Linked DNA regions of Homo sapiens: region 2 is linked to region 1. A link is a loop called in an ENCODE intact Hi-C map of the cell type or tissue named here. Cell type or tissue: ovary. All regions are shown on one strand.

The links. A loop is a pair of places that touch in the nucleus more often than their neighbours do. Peaks named below come from ENCODE experiments on the same cell type or tissue, not always from the same donor. Only the 100,000 strongest peaks of a DNase experiment are listed, where the experiment ranks them.
Region 2: it touches region 1 in a loop (2.5-fold over the local background); 4 of 110 quality-filtered maps call a loop at or near these places.

The regions. Positions count from the first base shown.
Region 1 is chr14:20,829,253-20,837,252 of GRCh38, forward strand. No RefSeq gene overlaps it. Among named protein-coding and RNA genes, the nearest start is that of RNASE1, 30 kb to the left of the region's middle. RefSeq lists an enhancer at 1-7. In ovary, no CTCF peak of the experiment used is centred here; no DNase peak of the experiment used is centred here.
Region 2 is chr14:20,762,504-20,770,503 of GRCh38, forward strand. EDDM3B (epididymal protein 3B) reads left to right here and starts at 5,901. Exons shown (of 2, transcript NM_022360.5): 1 at 5,901-6,003; 2 at 7,630-8,000. The coding sequence starts at 7,648. LOC107984671 (a long non-coding RNA gene) reads right to left here. Exons shown (of 3, transcript XR_001750624.2): 2 at 267-340. RefSeq lists an enhancer at 5,609-5,888. In ovary, no CTCF peak of the experiment used is centred here; no DNase peak of the experiment used is centred here.

The sequences.
Region 1 (8,000 bases):
AGTTCGAGACCAGCCTGGCCAACATGGTGAAACCCCGTCTGTACTAAAATTACAAAAATTAGCCAGACATGGTGGTGGGCACCTGTAATCCCAGCTACTCAGGAGGCTGAGACTGGAGAATCTCTTGAACCTGGGAGGCAGAGTTTGCATTGAGCCAAAATCGCACCACTGCACTTCAGCCTGGGCAATAGGGTGAGACTCTGTCTCAAAAAAAAAGAAATTTACTTTCACCAATTTACTTTACCTCGTGTGTAAAACAAAAGAGGGAATAAAAAGATTTTAAAATGAGGCTGTTAGTATAGATCTCTAAATTCTCTTAAAATTCATTTGTTCCATAATTCTCTGAACTCAAGTGAAAAAGACAAGCAAATCCCCCAAATCCATAGGGCTGCTTGTGTGCTGTGTTTGGGGAAAAAGATCTGACCAAGGTTCTAGCTACCAAAGAGTTCTCTACTGAGTGAAAGGTGAGCTCATTTCTTTCGTGTGTCCTCTCACAGCAGAAGAGGTTCTGAATGTCTTCCCAGAATCTTGCAGGACTCTGTGATACTAGAAGTAGAAGCTGCAATGTTTAATGGGAGAAAGACTGAAAATAGGTTTCAGATACACAAAGATCTTACATAATGAATGATTCATGGCCAGTGAGAACAAGACAATATAGATGTATTCTAATGCATCTTTCTTATCTTGGTGGGGGGCTCTTACTGGGCATAATCTCTTGAATTGAAAATAAACTTTTACCCTTACTTGACATATAACTAATTGTATGGCAATGAACACAAGAATTGAGTCTTACACTTACCTATGAACACAAGCATTGAGTCTTACACTTACCTATGTACTCCCCCCATGAATCAAATATAGTTCTAGGAACAGAGTGGGTAAACACATTTTTCTTAAATTAAATTGAAGTTTACCTATTAGTACAACAGTATAGATCTGAAGTCCAAGGTAAACGATGAATCAGACAATTAAACATGGCGATAGCTATAGTTTGATCAGCCTAGATTTTCATTGTCTCTCTGTTTGGGGGAGATAATAGCTTAGTAATGGTGTCTGAAATTGTATTCTGGGTCAGACTAGATTGTAGTGATGATACTTCATGTGAGTTACATTCTCTGGGGTACCTCCTTTGATAAAAATACTACAAGTAACACCAGATTAACAGATTTTATTTACCAATTGCTATTTTTTTTTAAAGAGACAGGGTCTCAGTATGTAGCCCCGGCTGGTCTCAAACTCCTGGGCTCAAGCGATACTCCTGCCTCAGCCTCCCAAGTACCTGGGATTCCAGGCACATGCCACCATGCCCAGTGTATTTTCTAGTTCTTTAAAGTGATTAGGGAGTCCCAGGAACACATCATCCTCAGAAAAAGGCTAACTCATCTTAAGGTTCTACATTTGTCCTGATTTGTGTAGACATCCCTCCTCTCAAAGTGTGCAACAGGAGAAAGGTTTTTAACGTGTCCTTTTCTGGGACTTTATCTTACTATTTATCTTTTATTTCATAGCCATTTTTTATGTAAGGTTCTTGTATCAGTTCAAACCCTGAGAACGTGCCAACAGACAACTTGAAGTGGTGTGGAGCAACATGCTGTTTTAATGAGCGCCTGGGTGCAGGCGGGCTGAGGCCTAAAATGGTGTCAGCACCAAACTGAGGAAGAGGCAGGGGTTTTATGGTCTCCTATAAACAGGAAGTGTCCCAGTTTGATGTGACCGCTACGTAGTACCCGGATGGCCTCTTTCTCGATCTTCAGGGTACGTGTCTTCCAGCCAGCTCTCTTCCTGCTTCTCCTATCTTGCTGGCACACGCTGCTGAAGCAAGCAGCCTTGCGCCTTGGGACTGGGCCTGAGAAGGGAGGAGTTACTCATCCCTTCAAGCTTTCGGGCCTCAGGGAGAATCTCATATTCCTGTCTATTTGGTTATAGAAAAAAGGGAAAAGGGATTACTTTCTCAATAACTACTTCAGGCGCGACACAGTGGGTGGTGAGAGCACCCTGAGAAAAGAAAACTTTAATTTTCGGGGGTATTCTTGAAAGATGGGTTGGTATCTACTGTGTCATTGTAGCAGGAGCACTGTCTGCATTGTCTGGAGACACATCTGTGCCTGCAAGACAGTTATGTTGAGAGGACAAGGAATTGTTGACAGGGAGAGGCATGGCCTTATTTGCTGCTTTACGAATGAAAGACCGTGTCTGGATTAAGGAAGGGAGGTAATTCTTGAGTGGCTCCAAGTCTGGTAAGGATGGAGGCCTTAAGACAAAATTTCAGCCATACATGATTTTGAAGGGACTATAAAAAGAGGGTGCTTTTGGTGTTGTGTGGAGTCTCATGAGGGTGAAAGGGAGATTTCTTGTCCATGACTGATGGGTTTCAAGAGCTAGCTTGCTGAGTTGAGCTTTAAGGACAGAGTTGACTTTTTAAACTTTGCCTGAAGATTGAGGCCTGTAAGGTGTGTGGAGAACCCATTTTATTCCTAAGGATGTAGAAATGCCTTGAGTAACTTGGCTTTAAAGTGGGCCCATTGTCGAACTGGATGGATGTTGGGAATCCAAAATGGGGAATTATATGCATGATGAGAGTTTGTGTGATGACATTTGTACCTTCTGAACTTGTTGGGAACACTTCTACTTACCCAGAGAAAGTACAGACAAAGACTAGGAGATAGCGGAGCCATTTATCGGGTGGCGATGTGAGTGAAGTCTACTTGCCAATCTTGCCCGAGTACCTGGCCCTGGGCTTGGTGGGTAGGAAAAGGCAGTGGCCAGAGGGAGCCCTGGGGTGACACTGAGTGGCAGATAGAGCAGGACTGGATGATTTTTTTTAACATGGCTGGAAAGGTGAGGACAAGAGAGAATAGGGTGGAGAAGTTGTAAGAGAAGTTTGTAACTGACATGGAAAGGGTTGTGGAGACCTTGGAGGATAGGGATTATTTGAGAGTGAGGAAGAATGAAGCGCCCTTCCTTGACATACCATGGTCCTTGCTTTTGAAGGTTTTGGGCCTGGAAGTCCTCCTTTTCTTTTGAGGAGTAAAGAGGAGAGAACAAGGACAGGGACAGAGCGTGGCTGGGTTTAGATGGGAGCTGGTTAGTACGGTGATGTGGGGAGTTTCTATGAATAGAGCATATAGTTGGAGGAGCTGTGGGGCAGAGATGAGACTTAGTACACTGAGCTAGAATATCTTTGATGTTTTGGGTTGAACAAACTGTTAGGTTGGCATGGAGAGATAGTTTTAGGCTTTTAAGGGTGAGGACAGCAGCTGCCACCAATGCTTGGAGACAGGCAGGCCATCCAAGAACTGTGGCTTCAAGCTGTTTAGAGAGATGGCAACAACCTGGAGGGTGGGTCCTTTAGGCTGGGTTAGAACACCCAGTGCAACTCCATGCCATTCATCGGTGTAGAGGGAAAAAGGTTTGGTGAGGTCTGTGTCTGGGCAAGTGAGGACGGGGGCTGAGGTGAGAGCCTTCTGGAGTAGACAGAAAGGTTGGGTAATAGGCTGTGCAGGGTTTAAAGGCTCACGGAGGGGGCCTTTAGCGGCTTGGTATAACCGTTTGTCAAGTAGAGTGAAGGAGGGAACCTCGAGGCTAAAATATCCTGCTAGTCCTAGAAAAGAGAGAATTTCTTGCTTAGTTTGTGGAGGTGGGAGGGACCGGAGGAGGGATATGCCATTGGTTGTGAGCCTTCGGGTTTCTGGGGCAAGGGCTAAACTTAGGTAGGTGACTGAAGGGGTGCATATCTGTGCTTTCTTAGGGGAGACTTGATACCTTCGTTCTGCCAGGAAGTTTAAAAGAGAGATAGTATGGGTGTTGCAGTTTTTTTTTGAGAGGGGCTACCCAGGAGCAGATCATTAGCATATTGAAGGACAGTGGCCCGTTTTAGGGATAAGGTACAGAGATTGCGAGCAAGGGCCAGTCTAAAAAGGTGGGGGCTGTCTCTGAAACCTTGAGGTAGCACGCACCAGGTGAGCTGACGTGAAAGGTGGGTGTCGGGGTTTTCCCACATAAAGGCAAAGAGGTTTTGGGAATCAGGGTGTAAAGGAATTGTGAAAAAAAGCAACCTTTAGGTTTAGAAGAGAAAAATGGGTGGTATTGGAGGGAACTGAGGAAAGTAAAGTGTATGGGTTAGGAACTGCTGGACATACTGGGAGTACAGCTTGGTTAATGAGCCTGAGGTCCTGGACTGCGTGATTAAGTTCCATCTGGCTTTTTAACAGGTAGAACTGGTGTGTTAAAAGGGGGGTCTGTTGGGCGGAGTAGGTGACAGGCAAGGAGGTGAGAAATGATAGGCTTTAGGCCTATGAGAGCTGTTAGGGGGATGGGATACTGCTTCTGTGATAGGAACTGGGCTCCTTAAGGGTAACGTGGACGGGGCTGTGGTGTTCTGCGACTGAGGGTGTGGAAGTATCCTAAACAGCAGGGTTAACTACGGTTGGGGGATAAGGAAAAGTTGCATGTTTTAATATGGGAGGTTGGAGGAGTAGAAGAAAGTTAGAAGCTCCGGAGGGGTCTGGGTTGATGCGTTGGGTACCATGGAGAACGTGGAGGTGGAGAGTAGTGTGGAGTTTTGAAAGGATGTCTCTGCCTAGGAGTGGAGTTGGGCAAGAGGGCAGGACTAAGAAAGAGTGAGTGAAGGAAAAGGTGTTCAGGGAGCGGAACAGTGGAGGGGGGCTCGGGGTTTGGAGACTTCTTCATCAATTCCTACAACAGAGACTTGGGAGGGCTGGGTGGGTCCTGAAAATTTAGGTAAAGTAGGGTAGGTTGCCCGGTATTAATAAAAAAAAAAACATACTGTCCTACCTGCCACCATCAGGGTTACCCTTGGCTCAGATGAAGCGATGGTAGTTGCCAGGGCGTCCATTCCAGGGCACCGTCAGTCTTCAGCAGCAAGGCCGATGAGATCCCAGTAGGAGGTTTTGGTCGGCTCAGGAAGGGATGGGGGCAGTCCTTGCGGGGGCTGCTCACAGTCCAACTTCCAGTGGGGTCCTCTGCAGAGGGGGCATGGCCTGGTGGGCTTACCTGGGTTTGGGCATTGTCTGGACCGGTGGCTTTCATTGCCACACTTGAAATAGGCACGAGGTGGAGGTGGATTGCTAGGAGGCCTCCATGTGGAGCTGCAGCCCCGTGGGCCTGCAGGGCCCCTGATGGCGGAGGCAAGCATTTGAAACTGTGCCTGTTTTTTGCCTTTTACTTTCCTCATTATGATTGTTAAAGACTTTGAAGGCTAAATTAAGAAGGTCTTGTGGGGTTTGAGGGCCGTCATCAAGCTTCTGAAGCTTGCACTGAATATCAGGGTGGATTGGGAGATGAAGTGAAGGTTTAAAATAGTGGTTCCTTCTAGGTTGGCTGGATCTAGGTTGGTATACTTTCTCCTGGCTTCAGTTAAACGAGAGAGAAAAAGGGCTGGGTTTTCGTCAGGACCTTAGGTGATTTCTGAAAGTTTTTCATAGTTGACTGCGTCTTGAGTCCTGCAAGGAGACACACAATTATACGGTCTTGACAGCAGCGTCCAGGGGCCCCATCTTGATAATCCTAGTGGGGGTCCTGGCTGAGGACTGCCTTTGTACCAGTGGGTTGGGCAGCCCAGTCATTAAGTGTATCAGCATGTGCCTGAGCTAGGGCCCAGATATGGTCTTGGTTTTCTGGGGTGAGGGTGGAAGAGAGGGTAATGTAGAGGTCATGCCAAGCTAGTTTATAAGACTGGGTAAGGTACTGAAACTTCCTAATATAAGAGGTAGGGTCTTCTGGAAATGAGTCTTTTGTTAATTTGAGAATGATCAGTGAGGGAGAAGGGAACATGAATTTTAACAATACCTTTAGCTCCTGCTACTTCCCGAGGGGGGCACTCTAGCACTGGCGCTGAAGTAAGGTTGGGACATGGGCCAAAGATGATACCCAAGCAAGTATGGGTGGGAGAGAAGGAAGAAGCCAGAAGTGGTTGGTTCCTGCTGAGGGTTTGAAGGGGGAAGGGGGGTTGAGTTGATAGGCAGTGGAGGATAGATAGGGGCTTAAGGTGATGGGATGGGTTTATAGGCCTCAAGAGAGGGCAGTGAGGAAAGAGAATGGGTACAGGCAATGCTAGAGTTGACCTGAGAAGGGGGGCGGGGTGTAGGAAGGGAAGTGGGTACGTTTGGAGGTGATGCCATCTGGGAAGATGGCAGCTGAGAAGACAAAGAAGAGGCTTGGGAGGTTAAAGAAGACGGTTGAGAGGGAAAGGTAGGGGCTGGGAGGGGTGGACAGCAGTCTGCTGGACCCAACGAGGAAAAAGAGGTAGGGTCAGGAGAAGAAAGGCGATCAGGGCGGCAAGAATGGAGGAGAAGGATTTGAACAGGTAAGCAAGAATTGTAGAGTTCGGGTTGTGATCTGAGTGCAAAAAGGCCTGGACATAAGGAATTTCTCCCCATTTCTCCAGTCGTTGGCAATAACTGCTTAAATCAGTTAAAACTGTGAAGTCGAGTGCTCCATTTGCAGGCCATTTGGACCCATTATCCAATTCATATTGTGGCCAGACTGAATTACAAAAAAGACAAGGTGCTTAGGGCAGATATCTTGGCTGAGGCCTAAGGTTTGCAGGTTTTTTTATGAGGCAGCCTAGAGGGCTATTTTTTGGAATGGACGACTGGGAGTTTTTTATAAAGGAGGGTTGGCTCGGGAAAACAGGGAAAAGGACACTGTCCTGGATGGCCAGAGGGAGACGATAAAAAGAACGATCGTCACCGCTGCCTTTTTCATTCCTGGAATGGGATCGAATGGCTTAGAGGTGTCCCCCTAAGACCAGATGATCAGCAAGTGCTTGGCACACTCCAGAGCCTTTTTGGACCAATGTTGGATTTTCGGACCAGAGAAACCAAGAGAAACCATGCGGATTTTTCCCTGTTAACCAGGGTCCTGGGGAAACTCACCAGTAGGCGAGATCAGTGACCGGTGTGCACGCACAGAGAGCTGACTGGAGGCTGAGGAGCTTCCTTTGTCCGGCTGCTGTGGCCTGCTCTCCGGGGTGGAGGGGTAGGTCCACGGGGGATGCAGACCTGAGCCTCTCCCGGGTTTTGGCACCAAAATGTAAGGTTCTTGTATCCGTTTGAACCCCGAGAGGGAGCCAACAGACAACACGACGCGGTGTGGAGCAACATGCTGTTTTAATGAGCGCCTGGGTGCAGGCAGGCTGAGGCCTAAAATGGCGTCAGCACCAAAATGAGAACAGAGCAGGGGTTTTATGGTCTCCTGTAAACAGGAAGTGTCCCAGTTTGACGTGACTGCTATGTACTACATACTACAGTACCCAGACGGCCTCTTTTTCAATCTTCAGGGGTACGTGTCTTCCCACCAGGGTAGGGGTCTTCCAGCTGGCTGTCTTCCTGCTTCGGCTACCTTGCTGGTGCACGCTGCTGACACAAATAGCCTTGTGCCTTGGGACTGGGCCTGAGAAGGGAGGAGTTACTCATCCCTTCAAGCTTTCAGGCCTCAGGGAGAATCTTACAGTTTTTATCATGGACAGGTGGAAATCTAGATGTTTCTAATTCAGACCCCAAGTTTTGGAATGAGTTTGGCATCTCACTTGGAAGACCTGGGGATACTTAACTCCCAAATACCGGGAGGCTCCAAGTTTCCACTAGAGGGCCACACATACTTTGAGACAAGAAAGAGGTTGGCAAATAACACAGGAATTCTAAAGCAATAAGCTGCAAAAAGTAGGGGGAGGAGGAATGTTTTTATGCAGAGCCTTGCGAGAATGAGCCGCTGCTGGGAGGTGGGTGGGAGGGTGCCCATAGCAGCAGCAGTGACTAAAACCACCACCACCTCCATCTTAGTTGTTTTCCTTTGTTGATGAAAAGAGTCAAACTCTGTAACGTATTTGAAAAGGTTTGTTCTGAGCCAAATGGGAGTGACCAATGGCCCATGACACAGCCCTCAAGAGATCCTGAGAACATGTGCCCAAGGTGGTCAGGCTACAACATGGTTTTATATATTTTAGGGAAACATAAGCCATCAGTCAGTACATGTAAGAT
Region 2 (8,000 bases), 67 kb before region 1:
TTAATAGATTAACAGTACCCCCACCTTGGGATATGCTGTATGTGATGGCATGGGATGTCTGACCGCAGTACAAATACAAGTAATGGGTCAAGCACACCATAGCCCACCATATGGGATGGTTACATCCTCAACAATGTAGCCAATCTCTCCAGCTAACTGATGGTATGTGGCTAGGATAGCAGAATAATGCCCATCTTCATACTGGGGCCCATCCCTCCACGTGGGGTTGGCTATGGGCCTGCGGCACTCATGGTTGCATTACTTACCTTATAATGGAACCAGGAGATGCAACTGGGGGCACCCTTACCGGGACATATCCTGTCCCATCTGGATCCTCTCCCTGCCAATTGGGAAAGCATAAAAGCCAGATATTGTCATCAGAAATGGACACCCTTGTGGTTTTACCCCCCAGGAGGCGGCCATAGATGTAAAATTACAAGTAGAGGCCGTAGCTAAGCATATGGCTGCTGCCTTTAATAACACTCACTCTGCCATCACCTTTCTCCCTGAAGAAACCTCACAGATTAGACAGCCTTAAAGAACTGTATGGCCTTAGATATCCTGCCTGCAGCCCAAGGTGGCACATGTGCATTAACTAAGACTGAGTCTTGCGTGTATGTGTGTGTGTGTGTGTGTGTATCAGATTATTCCCACAGTGTAACCCTAGCTATGAAGGCCTTAAATATTTCCACCATAGATGCCTCATCCTAAGGCCTTGTGATGGCACGCTTTAGTCAACTCCCTAGTGCATGGAAGACTTATACATCGCTTAATTGGCATTCTACTCAGTGTCTTCTTCAGCTGCTATGGATTTTATTGCTATTGTGCTGTCTGTATGGGGATGCAAGACAGACTTCTCAGCAGCTCTTAGTTCCCCACACCAAAATGCTCCAGCAAGTTCCCACTGTCAATCTGGGAATTCAAGAATATTTCCAACTCCAGGTAAGCAGATTCCATCCCATTACCTCCTAATTATGCCTCTTTTCAGCAGGAAGTAGCCAGATCGCCTGCATTGACCACTTCCCATAGAAATGGATGGGATTTGACAGTAGGGAGCTGTAACCAAGTAACTGAACTTCAAAAATGCATTTCAGGCCAGGCACGGTGCTCAGGCCTGTAATCCTTGCACTCTGGGAGGCCTACGCAGGTGGATCACCTGAGGTCAAGAGTTCAAGGCCCGCTTGACCAACATGTGAAACCTCATCTCTACTAAAAATACAAAAATTAGCCGGGCGTGGTGGCAGGGCACCTGTAATCCCAGCTACTTGGGAGGCTGAGGCAGGAGAATCACTTGAATCCAGGAGGTGGAGGTTGTAGTGAGCCAAGATCGTGCCACTGCACTCTAACCTGGGCAACAGAGCAAAAACTCGCCTCAAAAAAAAAAAAAAGAAAAAGAAAAAAAAGAAAGAAAGAAAATGCATTTTAAAACTTTTTTCTTTTTTTCTCTCTTTTTTTTAGTCTCAAGATATAACCTTGAAGCAAACTGCAGAAATTTTTTCCCCTCCTCAGTCTTAATATATAGCTTTGAAACATACCAAGAGTCTTTGTTCCCCCGCCATTTCCCACCGTACACTCCCTTACGTCACATACATTTATCTGACTGTAGGCTTGTATCTAAATATGTGCTTACTTAGAAGTTCTAGGGACTAATTTTGAGACAGATTACAGGCATGGAAACCCAGCTGCAAAATTCCAGAGATTACCTCAAAGCAGTTAGTCAACAACCCGGCCATTGTGGGGATGATGCCAGCCCATGCTCCAGGTGGACCATGACTCAAGATAGCCACCAGAACGAGACGCACGGACCTGTACCCAGCACCACTCCTTGCATGCCACCCACTGCAAGTTCCCTTTGTAAGCCCCTCTCCCCAGGCTAAAGTTTGAAATGGTTCCTTTAAGGCACAAGCCATGGCCACTTCTCCAGTGCTAGCTCTGGAATAAAGCTTCTTTCTTTTCACTGCATCTTGTCCTTGTTATTGGTTTTGCAAGCAGCCAAGCCTGCATTTGGTTACATTTTATTGTTTTAAAACTACTTTCAAATGCATTACTTCTAAAAATTCTCAAAATTACTCACTGATGTACTAGAATATATCATCAGATATGATGCCTTGAAAAGCTCTAGAGCTCTTTCTTAGCTTGCTTCTTCGAACATTGGCTCAGGTAGCTTCTCTCTCCCACCTCTCTCTACATTCCTTGAGTCACTACTTGAATTTAAGTCTTCAATAGATAATGCACACTTGTTGGAAAGAGCTCTGGATGTGTGGGCACATGACAAACGACTGATTTTCCCTCAGAATCGCCTCTCAAGTCATCCAAATCCAGATGCCCAGAATTGTTTCCTTTATCTCTTCTCTATCATCAAAAGACCTAGAGAGTAGGAGGATGCATAGAACCTGCTCTGAGGCAATAAGACAGAGCAGGGATCTATCTTAGAGGTGAGCAGGGCACCCTCCCCAACCCAGCATGGAAATAAAGGAAAATCTTCAATTTCTTAGCTAGCCTTGAAAAGAAAAAAGAGGAACTAGATAAGCAAGAAGGTAATGCTAGCTTAAAACAATAACCAGGGAAGTTAGAATCAGGGGATGTTTGGTTCCCTATAGAAACTAAAAATAGCATCTTAACATACATCCCTGAGTTCTTCAGAAACTCAGACCCCCAACAAACAGATCTGCTGGCACATAGACCTCAGATAAGGGGGAAACTGAGGACTAAACTCTCACCACCGTTCATCTAAATTATTTCGAGTGGCCTGGAGAAAGTCACACCCATGATCCAAAGCTAACATTCTGTTCTGCTGACCCCCATTCTTAAACAAACTTTCATCTCCTTAACCAATTGCAAATCAGATGATCTTTGACTCTACCTATGACCTGTGAGCCCCTGCTTCAATACCTTGCCTTATTCAGCCAAACTAATGTGTAATCTCCACATTTTAATTTACTATTTTGCCTGTAACTTTTGCTTTCCTGAAATTTATTCCCGCCTTTATTTAATTATTTATTTATTTTTTTGAGACGGAGTTTCGCTTTGTCGCCCAGGCTGGAGTGCAGTGGCGCAATCTCGGCTCACTGGAAGCTCCACCCCCCAGGTTCACGCCATTCTCCTGCCTCAGCCTCCCCAGTAGCTGGGACTGCAGGCGCCCGCCACCACGCCTGGCTAATTTTTTTGTATTTTTAGTAGAGACGGGGTTTCACTGTATTAGCCGGGATGGTCTCGATCTCCTGACCTCGTGATCCGCCTGCCTCGGCCTCCCAAAGTGCTGGGATTACAGGCGTCAGCCACCGAACCCGGCCTTTTCCCGCCTTTAAAAACCCTTACCTGAAGTCATCAGAGAGGTCAGGTCTTCAGTGTGAGCCACAAGGTTCTCCTTGCTTGCTGCTTTGCAAATAAACTCCCTCCTTTCTCCTGCCGCAGACCTTGGTGTGGATATTTGATCTTACTGTGCTGGACGATCAGACCCCAGTTCAGTTCCATAGGAACAATATCTCTCCCGTGCCCCACAGAGTCTATCAGCACATGATTCCCTATTATTCAATGATTGCTTGACAGGAGCTGAAGTATGAAGAAAAGTTCTGGATATAAACGGAATATTCTGACATTCTAATAGCTAGGTGGTCCAGTGACAAACTCAACCAAGGTGGCTCAGGTAGGAGTGGCCTTGCGGATGTTGATAGAAAATACATTCAAGACCAGGTACAATGGCTCACGTCTGTAATCTCAGCACTTTGTGAGGCCGAAACGGGCGGATCACTTAAGGTCAGGAGTTCGAGACCAGCCTGGCCAACATGATGAAACCTCGCCTCCACCAAAAATACAAAAAACTACCAGGGTGTGGGGGTGCCCACCTGTAGTCCCAGCTGCTTGGGAGGCTGAGGCAGGAGATTCACTTGAGCCTGGGAAATGGAGGTTGCAGTGAGCCAAGATTGCTCCACTGCACTCCAGCCTGGGTGACAGAGGGAGATTCTGTCTCCAAAGTAAATAAATAAATAGAAAAAGAAAATACATTCAAGTATCTTACATTATCCATAAGTGAAACCTTTGGTTACTGTTACTGAAACAATATTCGTTGCATATACCAATTTAGGGGGAGTTGGTATGAAACGTGCTGGAAATTCCAGATGTGATATGGAAAGGTCACCCATGGGATGCTCACACAAACTCAGTTTAAGGGCTGGTGGTCTTGACCAGAGTGAGCTGAGTTTAGGGCTGAGTCTTGAGTTCCTGAAAAACAATTAGGTCAACACCTTGTGATGCATACTTCAGAGTCAGATGTGATATATAGGAACATTGTGGAAACTATGGCTAGGCTACCTGACATTTTACTAAGGCAGTAAGGACTACAGCGTCAGCAAAGGTTATTGTTAATGAGGACTAAACTCTGATTTTTTTTATCTTGCCCAAATTCCTATCTAAGGGGTCTGGGGAGTCATGCCCTACAAATCATCAATTCTCATCAGATGAGTTTTATTTAACCCTGTATATCATGTTTTACTTTCCAACCTGACTCTGGCATAACATTACCAGACAAACAAGAAAAAGTATTTTGCCCCAAAACATGTTTCTTTGCCACATTTTGAAATTGCCCTGCAAAGCTGTTCTTTGTGGGGGAAAATTTGCATCTGTAAAGAATCTCTATTAACATAGCTAAATATTTTTCTTCCAGACCTTCCAATCCTAAAGATATTAATTAAGATCTGAAAGGGAAACATTTGTCATCTATTGTCTCTAAGGGCAGCCACTATAAGACTTCGAAAGAATTGGTCTCTACCATCTTTATTTTAACCTGAATATTCCCTTTCTATCAATCTCAGGTCTTTAGACAAAACTAGTTGTCAACCAGAAAATGTTTAAATACACCTATGGCCTGGAGGCCCTCCACTCCCCATCAGCTTTGAGTTGTCCCGCCTTGCTGGACCAAACCAATGTATTTCTTAAATGTATTTGATTGATGTTTCATGCCTCTCTAAAATGTATAAAACCAGCTGTGCTCCAACCACCTTGGGCACATGTCCTCAGGACCTCCTGAGAGCTGTGTCATAGGCCATGGTCACTCATATTTGGCTCAGAATAAATCTCTTCAAATATTTTACAGAGTTTGACTCTTTTTTTTTTCTTTTCTTTTGTTTTGAAATGGTGTTTTGCTCCTGTTGCCCAGGCTGGAGTGCAATGGCGTGATCTCGGCTCACTGCAACCTCTGCCTCCCAGGTTCAAGCGATTCACCTGCCTCGGCCTCCCAAGTAGCTGGGATTACAGGTGCCCACCACCACGCCCAGCTAATTTTTGTATTTTTAGTAGAGATGGGGTTTCACCACCTCGGCCAGGTAGGTCTTGAACTCCTGACCTCAGGTGATCCTCCCGCCTTGGCCTCCCAAAGTGCTGGGATTACAGGCGTGAGCCACCACACCCAGCTGACTCGTTTCATCGACAATAACAAACTGCCTAGTAAAACTTCAGATACTGGCTACCTAATCATAACTATCTGGCCACCAGTTTCACTAGATACTCTTTCACCTCTCAACGAAAGTCCCACAGTTCACAATGTTATAAGTGGCTTTCTTCAGAGAAGTTTCTGTGTAACATAGCATAACCCTCCAGGGACTTCCCAGAACTTTGTCAGAAATTGAGTGCAGAAGCCAGGTCTCTCGTTGTCTACTGATAGCACCAGATAACCCCTTTCTGGGGTCACCTCACTCTAGGGTCTTGCACTTCTTCTGTGCCCTGGAGTCAGCCTTTGATGTTTGTAGCCTTTGCTTGAGGCCACTGTCTGAATAAACTCAAGTGTTCCAGATGAGAAGATACAGGAACAAGTTCACATAATAAGGCTATTCCCCATCACCACCTCCACTACCAATCAGCTGGAGCCTTGCAGCTCCCCCTGCTATTCCTTTCTCCACTGCTGCAGATTTCCAGGGCCCTGAGGAAAGGAGGACTCAGACTCTGCTCTTCAGATCCACACACTGATCCCAACTACAACCAGTGACCTGAACTTGGAGTCTGAGTAGGGTAAGAAGGGCTCTGCTGAGGATGTTTGGGGGACAGCCAGGAGCACTGAAAGGAGGCTGATTGAACTTTTAGATAGCAAACAATGGAGAAGGATCCAAATCATGGAAAACAAAGGTGTGAATTCTGGTCAGCCTCAGTCCCACTGATACAGGCTTTCCCTGCCCCTCCCTTCCTTCACCCCCAGTCTTCTCAAACACAATGCATTAAAACCGCTTACATCCTGCTCTTCTATCCTCTGTAGGTCTTTATCATCAGGACAGGGTTCCACAGATAGGAAGTACCGACCCTTTGTTCTGTGTCTGATGTGGACATTTGACATCATTAGAAGTGCTCTCAAATACATGCGTCTCATTAGACACTTGCAGGTCTGTAGGGAGCTATTATTAAGTCCATCTGAGGACACCAATGCTCAGAGTTGTGAATCAGGTTAGAGATTCAGTAAGGGCGGGAACACTTCTCATGGTAAATGAGGACAGAGCACTAGTTTAAACGGTAGACTCTTTCAAAAAGATCCCCACACTCCATGCTATCACCACAGAAGCCACTGTGGGGGCTCTTTTAGTCTTGGTGCTTGATTGATTACAGGAATATTTCAAATCTGGAATTCTGGTTGGGTGTAGTGGCTCATGCCTGAGAATCCCAGCACTTTGGGAAACCGAGGTGGGTAGATTACTTGAGGCCAGGATTTTGATACTAGCCTGGCCAACATGGCGAAACATTGTCTCTACTAAAAAAAATACAAAAATTAGCTGTGTGTGGTGGCAGGCACCTATAATCTCAGCTACGTGGGAGGCTGAGACAGAGAATCTATTGAACCCTGGAGGTGAAGGTTGCAGTGAGCCAAGACTGTGCCACTGCACTCCAGCCTGGGTGACACAGTGAGACTCTGTCTCAAAAATAAATAAACAAATAAAAACCTCAAAACTGGAGTTATTTTATGATGACATTTTCAAGGAGCAGCTCTGACAAACCAAGATCATTTGTAATAGTGATAATTAGGGGAATGACCCCTGAGAAGGAATATGGGTAGTTAGTAATGAACATACGTTCCACTCAGGCTTTGGAGAAAGTGTTATAAGGAAGTCAAGATTGGAGAAGCATCATTAAGTAATTGGAGAAGCAGGCAAGAAGTAATTGCAGGCTAGGCTGTCATTTTAGCGAATCGAAGCCTTCCTACCTAGGAACCACTTCCCAAGTAGTTACTCATTTTCTACATTTCCCTAAAATCTGACAACCCTTTCCACTTCAAGGACATAAACCTTAAAATATCATTCTCTTTTGGACACATGATCTCCTGAGAGTTGGTCTGGTAAAAAGGAGCCAGCTGGAGGGTGATTGGCTCCTCAGGTTGGGTGTAAGAGAGGGATGAGAGGAGATGGTTGGAATTCTCAAAATGAACTTCATCTATTTTTTCTAATTATGTGTTTCGCTTACACAGGCTGAAGCGTGTTTTTAGTTCTTAGAAACTCTATTCTCTAATGAGAATTAGCATCTTCTCATCGGGGAACCAAATAGTAAAATTGCACCCAAGTGCCTGCCTGGTGGGGAAGGAATTTTAAGGTGGAGTTCAGCTCTCTGGGCATTGTCTGGATAATGCTTTTCTTTCTCTTCTCTGTGGACACGCAGGCGGCCCCGGTGACTGAGATGGCATCGTCTCTAAAGATCTGGGGCACACTCTTGGCCCTACTTTGCATCCTATGCACACTGCTTGTACAGAGCAAAGAAGTTTCTTGGAGAGAATTCATGAAACAGCACTACTTAAGTCCAAGTCGAGAATTCAGAGAGTACAAATGTGATGTCCTCATGAGAGAAAATGAAGCTCTGAAAGACAAGAGCTCTCACATGTTTATCTATATCTCATGGTACAAAATCGAGCATATATGCACTAGTGACAACTGGATGGATCGCTTCCGAAATGCATATGTATGGGTCCAGAATCCTCTCAAAGTACTCAAGTGTCACCAGGAGAATTCCAAAAATAGCTACACAGAGAGCAG